3 separate regions of the Mus musculus genome follow, and all the other regions are linked to region 3. Evidence: chromatin loops called from intact Hi-C (ENCODE). Cell type or tissue: heart. All regions are shown on one strand.

Evidence for each region. Hi-C counts contacts between places; a loop is a spot of excess contacts. Peaks named below come from ENCODE experiments on the same cell type or tissue, not always from the same donor. Only the 100,000 strongest peaks of a DNase experiment are listed, where the experiment ranks them.
Region 1: it touches region 3 in a loop (2.7-fold over the local background); 9 of 42 quality-filtered maps call a loop at or near these places.
Region 2: it touches region 3 in a loop (6-fold over the local background); 40 of 42 quality-filtered maps call a loop at or near these places.

The regions. Positions count from the first base shown.
Region 1 is chr15:12,273,527-12,276,026 of GRCm38, forward strand. No RefSeq gene overlaps it. Among named protein-coding and RNA genes, the nearest start is that of Gm52210, 46 kb to the right of the region's middle. In heart, a CTCF peak has its summit at 1,019 (motif pointing right); no DNase peak of the experiment used is centred here.
Region 2 is chr15:12,370,198-12,372,697 of GRCm38, forward strand. Pdzd2 (PDZ domain containing 2) reads right to left here. Exons shown (of 26, transcript NM_001081064.2): 21 at 2,250-2,500; 22 at 1,392-1,509. Among named protein-coding and RNA genes, the nearest start is that of Golph3, 50 kb to the left of the region's middle. In heart, a CTCF peak has its summit at 1,116 (motif pointing right); a DNase peak (open chromatin) is centred at 1,234; H3K27ac peaks cover 456 bases.
Region 3 is chr15:12,576,216-12,578,715 of GRCm38, forward strand. All of the region lies in intron 3 of Pdzd2 (PDZ domain containing 2), which reads right to left. Among named protein-coding and RNA genes, the nearest start is that of Gm41273, 74 kb to the right of the region's middle. In heart, CTCF peaks have their summits at 1,003 (motif pointing left) and 2,215 (motif pointing right); a DNase peak (open chromatin) is centred at 1,276; H3K4me3 peaks cover 330 bases; H3K27ac peaks cover 579 bases.

The DNA.
Region 1 (2,500 bases), 300 kb before region 3:
GAAGGGATAAAATGGAGTGTTTCCTGTCCAGAAAGGACAATAGGAGATGGTTCCTGTTGAGAGCTAGCCCCGTGCTTCATGCTTCCTCCTGACCTTCCGTGGGACAGACTATAACCTGACTAAAGCCCATTTTCTGAGCTCCTCTGATCCGTAGTCAAAGAGGGGCTGTTCAGGGCAATGGTTACACCGTTATTATGGTCCATATTTACAGCGCCATCCTTGGGGCAGGACAGATTGGAGCCAAGCATCTGGAATCGCGTGCACATGTACACATAGGCAACACTTAAGGGCTTGTGTGTGCCGCCATTTCCTAAGAGGTTTAACTGAAATGGAGGGCACACCCTGAGCCTGGGCAATAGTAGTCCCTGAGCTGGTGGAGCCTAGGCCAAACAAAATGAGAAAGCCAGCTAAGCACCAGCCATCCCTGCTGTCTGACTGCTCACTCGTGTCCAGCCACCTGATGGGCTTGCTGCCATGGAGGACTGTACCTTCAAATTGTGAGCCAAGATAAACCATCCCTCCCCCCCTTTTGGGGGAGGAGGAGGGGAGGTACTTTGTAATAAATAGCATCGAAGACACTAATTCATAGGTCTATCAGGAATCTCCCAGCAACCCTTGCTAAAGGCCATACACCACCCTGAAAAATACTAGGATAGGGAAAGGAGAAGTGTCCTGTTTGCCTGGATTCCCATTTGCCAGAGAAGTATCCTAGTGTTTACCAGTGAAATTGAAAGCCTGACTGGCCTGGGTAATGCAGCCAGTGTTTTGCATACAATTTACATGTATTTAAATATTCAAGAGGAAAGTATCTTGTTCAATTGGTGGTTTAATGCTTTAACAACAGGCATTGGTAGCCTACTTTGTGGTTTAGATTATAGTCTTGTCTTCAGTAATTAAAGAGTATGAAGTGTATAGTTGTGGAAATTATGAGCCTTTTGGCCACTTATAAAAATAAACTTTATAGTCTTACAAAACAAAAAGCTGTTGCCTTTGAGTCCTAAGTGAAGGTATATTCAAAAACCCCTCTTCACAGCCGGGAGATGGCAGCACACAGCTTTGATCCCACCATTTAGGAGGCAGATCTCTTAAGAGTTTGAGGACAGCCTGGTCTAGCGTTCCAGGATAGCCAAGGCTACACAGAAAAACCCTATTTTGAAAACCACCACCACCACCTCCAACAAAAACCAACACCAACACCCCCCCCCCCCCAAAAAAAACCTTCACAGCAGTGTGAGCATCGTGAGTGCAGTGCTTGCTATACCCCAGCAAAACAGGCACAGTGCATGCCTTTCCTGGGTAGGGAAAGAATGCAGGCATGCCACAGCTTACCCCTCAGGAGCCTGATAGATTTTACAATTGTTTGACCAAGAGGGATGAAAGAGCCTGTGCCCAAACTGATCCAGTTTGTAGGTGAATCTGCTGAGGCTTCCAAGAATTCAGGTGAAGACAGGGCTGGATAAGAAAGGACTCAGTAGGGCTGGAGAGATGGCTCAGCCGTTAAGAGCACTGGCTGCTCTTCTGAAGGTCCTGAGTTCAAATCCCAGCAACAACATGGTGGCTCACAACCATCTGCAATGACATCTGATGTCATCTTCTGAAGATAGACAGCTACAGTGTACTTACATATAATAAATAAATAGGCTGGGCGTGGTGGCGCATGCCTTTAATCATCCCAACACTTGGGAGGCAGAGGCAGGCAAATTTCTGAGCTCTAAACCAGGGCAGCCTTGGACAACCTTGACTGGAGTTGGGGGGAGTGGGCAGGTGTTTCATTGTACTTAAATTTACATCAAAACAACAGAACACAGAGGCTTGTGATGTAACTCAGTGGTAGGATACCCCAGCTAGCACTGCAAGGCTCCTGGATTCAATCTCTGGCAAGTGAAAAGAAAGAGAAAAAGGGAAGTGGGAAAAAGTAACCAAGTGGCCATGGCTGTCTGATGGTCCGTGGTTACTTTGTGACAGTTGGAAAACTAAGCCGGGTTAAAGCTTGTGTTATTTGATAGGCATTTCCTTTGTTTCTTTTGAGACAGGGTCTCACTATGAAGCCCTCCCAGACCTGGAACTCACTATGTAGACCAGGCTGGCCTCAAACTCACAGAGATCTCCCTACCTCTGCCTCCGGAGTTCTGGCATTAAAGGCATGTACCACCATGCCTGGCTATAGGTTTTGTATTCGGGAAGTTTCTAATTTAGGAAGAAGTTTAAATCCTCCTAGAAATAATTGGAGACAAAGGAGGGGAAATACATACAGTAGTATATTGGTCATTTAAGGAAGAAGAGATGCCCCAGCCTTACCAAGCTACCTGACCCCAGAAGGATATGATGGAATTCAGAAAAGAGGAAAGTGGTCGATGTGGGTGGTCATTTGGAAGTTGAGGAAGGAATGTTGTCCCCTCCCCCAGCCCCTTTTCTCTATTCTCTTGGTCTCTCGGCTTATCTTCTGCTGTCTAGACTACAGTTCTCAACCTTTTCCTCCTCTGGTCCCCTCTTGTCATGT
Region 2 (2,500 bases), 210 kb before region 3:
CGTATCTTAAAACAGGCACACAGCCATCAAAATTTCCATTTATTTAAATTCATTTGGGGGGTGCATTTGGGAAAACAAGTGTGCCAGCAGCTGAGGATAAGGCTTGATTTTGCCCAAGAAATTTGGCACAGCATTGGGATGCCTGATGGACAGGGAGCTCCTTCCAAAGCTTGGGTGTGTGGTAGTCAGAAAAGCAGGCTGGATTTTGTCCCCTTTCATCTTTCAGGGTACACCGGAAGGCCACAGGCCACTGGTTTGTGCCATTCTGGTTTGAGTGCACCATACTCTCTGGGGAAAGCAGAGAAATGCAGCACACAGATAGCAGGATCGGGCTAGCTTTGCACTCCCTGCTTTCTCAAATCGACTGAAAACAAAAGACAGGAAAAGAAACCCGAGTTCTAATGCAAGCAGGAACTGTATACTTGTTCAGGGAATCGATCTAATAGCAGCGCCTGGCGTTCTGTCTGCACTCCAGTTTTGAGAATGTATAGCTTATGTATGTGTCTGGTTGAGGCTTTTTTTTTTTTTTCCTTTGGAGAGAAGAGGCCTCCTGGAAAGAATGAGACTATGTCTTAGAGTGAGCCTGTGGCCTGTGACACATGCCTGCCACTGAAGGAGGGTACAAGCTGATAAACAGTCCCTTTCACTCCAAATGAAAGCAGTTGATTCTTTGAAGCGTGTCCTGACTGTCCCAGTGGGCTGAGAATCTGAAGGGAGCGGGAACCGATAGGTGTCTGTTTCCAGTCTCCACCCTAACCCCATCTCCTCACCATCCTGGCCCACGAGATGGTAAGGCTGCAGCTTAACTGAGAAACCTCAAATGGTACCCAGGAGGATGTGGGGGTTATGGGAACAATGTTTGTAAACGTAATGTAAATGTTATTATCTCACCACACATTCCTATTTGCCTTGCTCTCAACAAATATTCATCTGTCGAGGTTCAATTTCTTACTGTTCCCTGAGGAACATTCTAGATGGGAACCCATGGTCTTTGTTATTACTACTGTTCACTGTCACATGTGGGTCATTTAAATTCTGAATCTTTGACCTTACAGGCTGGGGTTTAGGCGCTCTTAAACTCTGGGGCGTAAGCGTGGGTCTAACAATGTGAGCTTTTCACCAGCAGGTGGCACCGCTTGCTAGTTTATGTCAACACGGAAAGGGACAGTGGTTCACTGGCATTCAGCATTTCCTTTGCAAACTCTGAGCTCCCTGGATAGAAAGGCTGGTGAACGGTTGCTTCAGTGACACCATTCCAACATTTCCCACTGCAGCCAGCAAGGGCCAGCCGCGCATGGCAGTGCATGGCAGTGCATGGAGCAATGACTGAGCCCAGCACCTGCCCCTCCTCCACTGCACTCACATCCCTCCATTCTGTGCACCCCACTCACCTCTGATTGTGCCTTCGCTTCCTGAATGAGAGGGAGGATGGGGGATTTTGACCCCACTAATGATAAAACGGCCTGTAATCTCTGCTGGTACCCCACTGAGGCAAGGAGTTGATCCAAACTAAGTAAAAAATAAAAAAAACATTGGACAGAGATTAAACAAACAAACAAACAAACAACAGCCTCTCCATTTCCTAAGGATTCGTCTGGAAGGTCTTCCTGCCAGGCTGTGGGTATTTTCCCACCTTTCTGCCTCCTGTTGGGCATCGGTTCTGCTCCACAGTTTACTAGAGAATCCTACGAGGCCAGCATGAGTATCTTTCACTGACAGTGTAGGAAATGAGCCTAGAGATCCCTCTAAGATATTTAGGGACCAGTACAGGAGCGTAACAGACAACTTCTGACATGTTTAGAAATTGGAGGCCCCAGCGGAACATTTTAAAACATTGAGAGTCCCCTGCTTAACTCTGGCTGTTCTTAGGGCCCCAAAGACTCCCTGAAGCACGGTCCTTTCCCCATGCTACTCCTGTTCTCAGAGCCACACACTGGCAAGCATATGTGGCTTCCAGGACTGATACTGACTGAAATGCAGTGTGTGGTATCTGGATGGATCCTAGAATCGGAAAGGACATTGGTGGAATCGACTCAGCAAGATCTGAAGTTTGTGGCTTTGTGCATATGGTTCGTTGTCCGGGGTTAAATCCTCATTTCTCACTCATGGACCAGGGTTGTGTAAGGCAAGTGGTTAGGAGGAGCTGAGGAGAGGTAGCTCGGGACTCCCCTCATTACCTTTGCAACTGTTTTATAAACCTGGAAGTGTTCCCAATGGAAATCAGCCTGTTTGTTTAGGTAGGTACTTACTTCACTGACCAGCTTTTCCCAGAAGGCATGGCCCGCAGAGATTCACCCCATTCCCTGGATCCAGTGGGCACTGTTGGAGAGCTGTTTCCTTTGGGGTAGACTCTGTTGCCACCATTCACAGGACACGAAAGGAAGGCTGATCCATTGACATCCGCGTGGCCTCTAGCTGGAGAGCTGGCTGGAGAGGTAGCTGGGGAGCCTTGCGACCTTCTGGGGGTTATCTCCAGTTGGGTTCTAAAGAGCACAGCCCC
Region 3 (2,500 bases):
CAGCATGCGTCTCGAATCCTAGTAGTGATGGGCAGGCAGACACAGGAGGATCCAGAGGCTTGCTGGCCAGCAAACCTTGCATCAAACTGCAAGCAGGGTTTTTTACTCAAATATATTATGAAAGAAAGAAAGAAAGAGAGAGAGAGAGAGAGAGAGAGAGAGAGAGAGAGAGGAGAGAGAGTCTGAGAGGAAGAGGAATGGAGGGAGGGAAAGAGAGAGCTGGTTATTTCAGGCTTAGTGAAGAACTGTCACTTAAGACTGCCAGGGACCCTCACTCCTGCCTTCCCACCGTGGTGGCAGTGAACAGATAGAAAAAGCTCTTTCCCCCTTTGCTCTGGCCCAATTGGAAACCAACACAATAGCCTGAAGAACTGAATGTATGAGGCAGGAGTCACCTCACCTTCTAAGCTGTGGGGTGTGTGTGTGTGTGTGTGTGTGTGTGTGTGTATGTGTGTGTGTGTGTGTGTGTGTGTATGTGTGTGTTCAGGTAATTATCCCATATGAACCAGACACTTTTTCAACACCTCTCCTTTCTGTTTACACCCATGCTCCATTATTTTCTGTCTTTCTAATTAAAAAGGAATACATGTCCCCAAATCATAAGAATTATGTCTCCCTTCGCCGAGTAACTGAAGGCCAACTGAATTTGAACCGCTTCCTTTCACAAGCTGTAACCCCGGGTCTCTCCATTCATTGAAACTAAAAGAAAGAAAAAGCTTTCGTTTTGTTCAGCACCTGTTAAAACACACCAGAAGAAACAAGAACAACCTTTTCTAAAAAGCAATCTACACATGCCAGACAGCCAAGAGACGACTAAGACTGCCATTGTTTAATGTGTAACAGCCACAGAACCGCCTCTTCACCTGGCTAGCACTAGGTGCTATTGTAGGGTCTCACCAAATGGTAGGCAGCACCTTACAGCACATTTCTTACCACATTTCTTGCCCTGCGTGCCATCACAAAATAAACTTAATTAAACAGTGCCCTCCAGAGGCCACTGGGAATTTAACTGTCCTGACAGATTCTGGAAAAAGTCCAAAGAAAAGGCAATTTAATTTTCTTTTGTGTTTATGTGGAGTCAGTACTTGGGCATGGCGTCCCTCGGTGGATGAGAACCAGCTCTGTCTGTCTCCACAGTGGACCTCTGACCGGGGTTAATCTGTTGGCAAAACATCCTTTACGAGGACGAGGAAATATCAAGGAACACTGCAGCTGGGCATGGTGGGAACTGGTGGTGCCTCCCCTGTCCTCCTGGGAACCGTCCCAGGCTGCATGCCTAAGCTGTGTCCCTCTGAATGAGCTGGCTTTCTCTCTCCTGTGACAACTGTGTGCTTTGCTCCAGCGGCTTCTGGGACCTGATTCCATGAGACCTTTCAGTCTGTTTACACCGCTGAGCAGCCTGGCCTTATCCGCTCAACTTAAACTCCCAGGAGACCAATCCAGCTGTCAATCAAGCCTCCAGGCAGGATCAGGATTGAGGTTATCGATCACATGTGGAATGGCCGATAGGTAGAGGTTGGGATGGGGATTTGGAGGTGGAAGGAGAAAGGGCCAGAACCCCGAGGTACAAAACAAGTTAGAATACCCAGCACTTCACGCAAGAAGGGGACTAGTGCTTCAAAGAATGTTTTTCTACTATGCATGAGCCACTGTTTCTAGAGGGTACCATGCACCACTGTTCATGAACTCCTAAACATCACTTCATCTAATCCCCTCAGCCTCCCATAGGGTCCGTCCTGTATCGGCCTTATCTTCACAAGGACCTACTGGCAACAATGTCTACATGTTTAGCGGTTCCCCCCCACCCCAGGCTTATTTCCATTTGAAAGTGTGATCCAAAGCTTAGCAAGGTTGAGCCAAGGTCTAAACCAGAGCTTCATATGCTGATGCTGAGCTGTCAGCATTATCCACCTTCTCTACCCCCCCCCCGGGGGGGGGGCAGCCCTTACAGCAGCTACAGAAACCCCACCAGAACAGATCTCATTCTCAGGGAGATGCAATCACGAGGAAGGTGTGATTCCCGCATGGAGAACAGTGAGTAGAGACTAGGAGGGAATTATTACTGACCAGGTCACTCTTTTCTCTCACTGTGTAACAAATGCCGCGCATGCAGAGGCTTTGGGGAGACACCCATCATTCATGTGTTCAATATGGTTTTTATTCTGTACATGGATGCTTTGTTTGCACACATGCCTTGTAGCCTCAGAGGCCAGTAGAGGGCGCTGGATCCCTGGGACTGGAGTTATAGATGGTTGTGAGTCTCCCTGTAAGCGGTAGGGATTGAACTTGGATTCTCTGGGAGAGAACATCTGCGGAGCCATCTCTGCAGCCCTTGCTGTGGTTCTTAGGGGAGAAATCAAGTCACAGGGTAGACTGGCTCTGCTCAGCAGGGCATAAGGCTGGCAAGGGATGCTGGCTGGGGCTGCCAAACCATCTCATCTACAGCTCAGGCCCTCCAAGATCCCCCTGTGGCTGCCAGAATCCAGTCATTCACACTTGT